Linked DNA regions of Homo sapiens: region 1 is linked to region 2. A link is a contact called in ENCODE Hi-C or POLR2A ChIA-PET data. All regions are on one chromosome and are shown on one strand. Each heading gives the region's core, a stretch centred on a gene start or an enhancer-like site at or near the end of the contact. The rest is flanking DNA. Distances are from core to core; before and after follow the strand shown.

Region 1 (3,016 bases), core at 396-2,895, 640 kb after region 2:
GTAGTCCCAGCTACTCAAGAGGCTGAGGTGGAAAAGTAACTTAAGCCTCGGAGGTTGAGGCTGCAGTGAGCTGTGATGGCTCTTCTGCACTCCAGCCTGGGCAACAGAGACCCTGTCTCAAAACAAAACGAAATAACCTAGTAATTCTACCCACCTAAGTTAACCATGTGGCATGTTGGCCCAAAGAAACCTTACCAATGATGTTACCAATTATCTTCCGAGATATTTTTAACATCTTTTTACTATAAAAGAAGGGCTGAAAAGGAGTCAATACTCATTGAGCATCTACTCTCAAGCTAAGTTTTTTACATTTTGCATTTGATTTTCAGAACTATAGTTAGGAAGGTTACTTGTGGTTTAAACGCGGACTCTGGAACTAGACCCCATGCCTTCTCCAGGAGCTCCTGATGACCACAGGCAACTTACTTTTGCTCCCTGTGCCTCAGTTTCTTCACTCGGAAAATGGGAATCGAAACAGTACCAATCTCATTAGAGCGGTTCCAGAATTAAATAATACATGTAAAATGCCTAGAGCTAAACTTGGCCCTCACTGTCATTATTATAAAAATGAATTATTAATGTAGATATTACTGTTCCTATTTCACAGATGAGGAAACGGAAGCTTAGAGAATGCAACTTACTAATGATCATACCAATGAGTGCAAAGTTTTGGACTCAAAAGCACGAATTTGATTAAATAAAAGTTACTTAGAGAGTAGGAGTCTCATAAATCCAATTTATGAAGCCTAAGAAATGACACGCGGTAAAATGATACTAGACACAGGCCGGGCTCTCAGGCTCGCGGACCGGGTCTGAGCACAAGCTGGCCATGGCCATGCGTCCTGGTCCCGGGGTGCCCGGCAGGGACCGGCGACTCTTGACGTTTATAAACACGGGGAAGTGGACTGCACTGCCGCCACCGCACCCCCGGTCCCCAGCGGCTCCACTAAGCCAACTTCTACCCGGCTCCCGCCGCCCCCGCCCGCGGCGCTGGCCCCAGGGCCGCCTCCTGGCAGCCGGAGGAGACCAGTCCCCGTCGCGGGCGCCGACGGCTGGCTCGACGCTGCTCCAAGGACAGCAGCTCGCGAGGGAGCGAGAGACAAAGGCACCGGACCCGTCCAGGGGAGCGCCGAGTCCCAAACGCCGAGCCCCGGGTGGCCTCGCTGGCTCCCACCTGCGCTTGCCCAGCCCGGCGGGAGACCGCAGGTGTCAGGGGCCGTTCGGGCCCGGTCCCCCGCAGCTCCGGCAGCCCCGACGTGACAGCGCCCAGGCCGGCGACCCTCACGTTCGGAACGCGGCTGGGCTGGCTCTGCGCCCGGGGGCTGCCAGCGCCGGGGACCCGAGGCGGGTGGCGGCGTGCGGACTTCCTCCTGGACTAGCCTGGAATCCTGCCCCAGCCCCCAACCGCTGGCGGCCGCCCCCGCCCCCGCCCCCGCCCCCACCCCCACGCCCGGCACAAAGGTCCCGGCGCGGCCCGGCCGGCGGCTTTAAGTGCTGCCGCGCACAGGAGACCGGAGGCCGCGGCCCGCGCTCCCACACCCGAGGCCCGCCGGCCCCTACCTTTTCCGCGCGGCGTCCGGGGCCCGGCGCGGTGGGCTCGGGCCTGCTGTTCCGCGACTCCCGCTGGGCCTCTCCCGCGGGCTGGCGGGGCCTCCCGGGTGTCGGGCGCGGCGGGTGGCGGCGGCTCCTCCTCCTCAGGGGCGGGAGGAGGGGACTCGGCGGCCCAGAGCCGCCCCCCGGCAGGAAACCAGCCGCGGCCCCGCCTCCTCTGCGCGTCTGATCCCGCTCCCGAGGCCGCCGCCGCCCTCTCCCTCCGGAAACGCATTCCTCTCCCGCCGCGTCAGCCCGGCCCGGGGCTAGGAGGAGGCGGAGGATGGGGCAGGAAGTGCGACCGGGACAAAGGAACCGGCTGCGCGGGAGCGCGCCTGAGGGAGGCCGCGGGGGGCAGGGCCGGGACTGCGTTGAGACAGTCGCCGTGCCTCAGTTTCCTCCTCTGCGAAGGGCGGGAGGAGTCGGACGCGCCCTAGAGCCCCGCGCGTTCCTGGTGTAGCCTGCTGGGCCCGTGTTCTTTAAGTTCCTCTTCCTCGGAGCCGCGCGTTCGACCCTCGCTCCCGTTTGTCCACTGATGTCCCGTTTCGAGCCCGGGAGATCCTGCATCTCGGAAGCCCCCTGAGTCCCGAGGCAAATCGGGACCGTGAGCCCCCCTACCCTGCAGGGCTCCATGGGGCCAAAAACCACGTGGTCCTTCTGGAAGGGAACTGGCTAAGCCAGGACTGCTTTTCTGGAGTGATAATGTGCTTGCCTGTGTCTAAGAGAAAGGTGAAGAATTGGGAAACCCATGGGTGTCACGAAGGGTGGTGAGACTGGGGAACGTTTTAGAAAACCTGGTGAGTTGCGTCCTGCTTTTGATAGATTTATCTGGAGGTACCTTTATGGGGAACAGGGATGAGAAGGAAAAGTTTCTTCCTAAGGAGTACAGTTTCTGTTTCACCTCTTAAAAAAAAAAAATTTGGAGATTGGGGCTGGAAACAACGTTTGAAAGAGAAGGAAACATTCATTATGAGAATGGCTGAACGCATGTCGATTCGATGATTGAAGTCTGTACCAGCCAAAATCATACTGAAACCCAGTAATTTAGTATATGCTACTGGCAAGCTGCTATCCTGGTAGCAGAAAATGCTGTGGGTTCCGCTTGGTGAGCTGCAGCACCCTGTTGGGAAAAGAGCTCAAAAATTACCAGATTTATGAAATAGAAGTGTTTCTCTTGCAGGAGATTAGGGACTGGAATGCCCATTTGGCTGCTGCCAATCAATATAAGAGAAAATGAAGCGATCACATCTAAGAAAATTTGCTCATTACTTACCAGCAAAATCAAAACTTGATTAGCCAATCTGAAGACCTCTAGGAAATGAGCACTATTTTTCCCACTTAATGGATGTTCAAGCTTAAGAGGCTAAATGATGTTCCTATATTAATATCTCAATGGTCAAACTGCCATTAGAACTCAACATTCTTG
Region 2 (2,933 bases), core at 410-2,909:
TTTGAAAATGTTCACTGTAAAATCTTGCTGAACCCCAGAACACTGTGTTCCCCAACTCTGTTTTATTTTTCCCTAGCACTTGTGACTTCCTTATAGACCACTTGACAGTTTCTTCTCACCAGAATATAAGATCCTTGAAGGTAGGAGTGAGATTTTTTTGCTTTGCTTTATCCCAGGTCTACAATCACGCCTAAAGCATGTAAGTATCCAATAAATACTTATTTAATAAATAAATGAGCCAATGAATTATACCAGTTATTTAAGGTCCACAAACTATTACCATTTGGAATAGATTTCATAAAGAAACAAAGATAACATTTCATAAAAGCAAAGAAAAAATTAAACCTGTAATCCCAGCACTTTGGGATGCTGAGGCAGGTGGATCACTTGAGGTCAGGAGTTCGAGATCAGCCTGACCAACATAGGGAAACCCTGTCTCTACTAAAAATAAAAAAATTAGCCGGGTGTGGTGGCACATGGCTGTAATCCCAACTACTTGGGAGGCTGAGGAAGGAGACTTGCTTGAGCCTGGGAGGTGGAGGTTGTAGTGAGCCAAGATCGTGCCACTGCACTCCAGCCTGGGTGACAGAGCAAGACTCTGTCTCAAAAAAAGAAAAGAAAAAATTAAAATGAACACATTTTACTTTTGTATCTGAAATACTTGTGGTAATAGTTTAAGGACAGATAGTATCTGGCAAGGAAAAGAGCAATTTAATATCTATTATATTTCACAAGAAATAAATGATACAAGGTTATTACTCTCTACCTATCCTCTTGCTTAAAGCTCAGTAATCAATTTCTAGAATACAAAAAGGAAGACCTTTACAGATAAAATAGTCCAGTTCTGTTATTTCTCTTCAGTGTGAAACATTTGCCAATTTACTACTTTCCTTATAAAATCAACAGGATGTAAAGTCAAGTGACTGAGTAGCACAATAACAGGTGGCCCAGACATGAAGTTTCATTCTGATTCTGTCCTCTCATGTCCTTATTTGTACCCCTAGCATCCGTTTAGGCTTAGGTCGTTTATGCTGTACATATTAAGAGCCTACATGCCCAGTGTGATGTGTGACAATGTAAGCGGGAAGGGAATAAAATTAGAGTCTCTTTCTACGCTTAGAAAAGCCGCAATCTAATTGAATCATTTCCCCAAAATTAAATTTTAAAAGGCTCTCCCAAACTGTTATTTTTTGTTGTAATCTTTATGCTGATGATTTCTATGCCTCCAAAACAGCCCCGAGAGCAGTAAAATACAGATACAAATGTGTCTGTTTTTTTCTAAAATGCCCTACAGCAGCAGCAATGAACTAATTTAAATCTGTCTAAAAGTGCTTATATAATCAATAACACAAACTAAATCTGTCCCACTGCTTAGTCCTTAGCCCTTGTATATACGCACCCTTGCAATTTCATCCAGTATCATGGCTTCAACTACCATTTGGATGCTGGTGATTATTCTAAATCTTAACTTCTAGCTCAGAATTCTGAACTCTAGACATGTATATAAAGACCTTACTATATGTTCCACAGACATCTCTCACATAACATCGACACCCCTGCTCCATGACTCTCCAAATCTGTTCCTCCTCCTGACCTACGTCAGCAAGTTTCACTGTCATCTATCCAGTCACCCAAGTCAGAAGCCTCAATGTTTCCAGCTCCCTTTTGCTTCTTATTTCCCCATTTCCAAATCAGGCACAGATTTCTCATTGGTTTTATGACTAGAAATTACTCAATACTCTCCATCCCACGGCCACAGTTCGTGCAGCAAGTGGCCTTCTAACCTCTAGTATTACATTACTCTCCACTGGTCTTTCTAAGAGTTTGACCAAGTCAACTCTCACACTTCATCTTTGGGTCTTTATTTGCCTCCCTGGTGAAATTCAAACTTGCCTTGGGAAACAGGTCCTCATGACCTAGCTCTAGCTAATTCCTCCAGTTCAACACCTGACCACTTTCTCCCCTGAATTTCCTAATCCACCTAGAATAAGCATCTAATAGAACTTTCTAGTAACATCTATATGTACTGTTCCCTGCCTCTAACTCCATCTATAACTCTTCTCCCTTCTTTATAATTCTACTAGGATGTCTACCCCGCTTTTGGAAAGTCTTCCACAATGATTATGTAATACTATGGTAACATAAAAAACAGGCAGAAGTGACTTAAAAATGCCTATCTCCATAAAGATTCAACTGAAGTCTTTACAAAGTTGAAAACTGAGCAAGTCAGAATCTGGAAAAAAATTCTTGATAGAGATTCCATGACCCCTGAACAACCTGCCTCACACATACTGGAAGTGGCAGAAGATAAGAAAGTAACAAGAAGGATGTAGATTCCCCACAGATTGCTTATTTGTTGTAAGGGAAATATAGTAACTATACTGTGGAGAAACTGGACCATACTTTCACCAGATGGTGAAAATTACCATTACCAGTGAGGTGCAGATGCATCTGTGTGCCTCCAGATGTGATGTCATGGGGACACGATATCCCTTATGTGACATTTCAGCTGGAAATGCAAAACTTCAATATGAGAAAACATCAGACAAACCTAAAATGGGGTCACTCTATTAAAAAAAGTCAAAACTGTATTCTTCAAAAATGTCTACGTCATAAAAGATGAAAACATCTATGAAAAGATGTATATTTTTTTCTTTGAGACAGAGTCTTGCTCTGTCACCTGGGCTGGAAGTGCAGTGGCGCAATCTCGGCTCACTGCAACCCCCACCTCCTGGGTTCAAGCGACTCTCCTGCCTCAGCTCCCGAGTAGTTGGGGTTTACAGGCGCATACCACCAAACCTGGCTAATTTTTTTGTATTTTTAGTAGAGACAGAGTTTCACCATTTTGGCCAGGCTGGTCTCGAACTCCTGACCTCAGGTTATCTGCCCACCTTGGCCTCCCAAAGTGCTGGGATTACAGGTGTGAGCCACCG

What was found. A loop is a pair of places that touch in the nucleus more often than their neighbours do. ChIA-PET counts read pairs that join two places held with the same protein, here RNA polymerase II (POLR2A). Pooled maps may share reads with other maps.
Region 1: a pooled map shows a loop between it and region 2 (6-fold over the local background). The contact joins the promoter of ITGB1 here to the enhancer-like site in region 2. A Hi-C loop is called at or near these places in 1 of 168 maps with a recorded cell type or tissue (sciatic nerve), 4 of 37 single-sample maps with no recorded cell type and 7 of 50 pooled maps. POLR2A ChIA-PET finds 5 or more read pairs at or near these places in 1 of 52 experiments (OCI-LY7).

Annotation. Positions count from the first base shown.
Region 1 is chr10:32,956,585-32,959,600 of GRCh38, forward strand. ITGB1 (integrin subunit beta 1) reads right to left here and starts at 1,646. Exons shown (of 16, transcript NM_002211.4): 1 at 1,561-1,646. RefSeq lists silencers at 344-505, 899-1,348, 1,419-1,998 and an enhancer at 2,169-2,218.
Region 2 is chr10:32,317,037-32,319,969 of GRCh38, forward strand. The region is part of intron 1 of EPC1 (enhancer of polycomb 1); the gene reads right to left. Among named protein-coding and RNA genes, the nearest start is that of EPC1, 29 kb to the right of the region's middle. RefSeq lists an enhancer at 783-842. Within about 2 kb of position 1,660, at least 9 of the 41 ENCODE cell types and tissues checked have a DNase peak (open chromatin) inside an H3K27ac peak, as active enhancers do; they include OCI-LY7, where a contact is called at or near this core.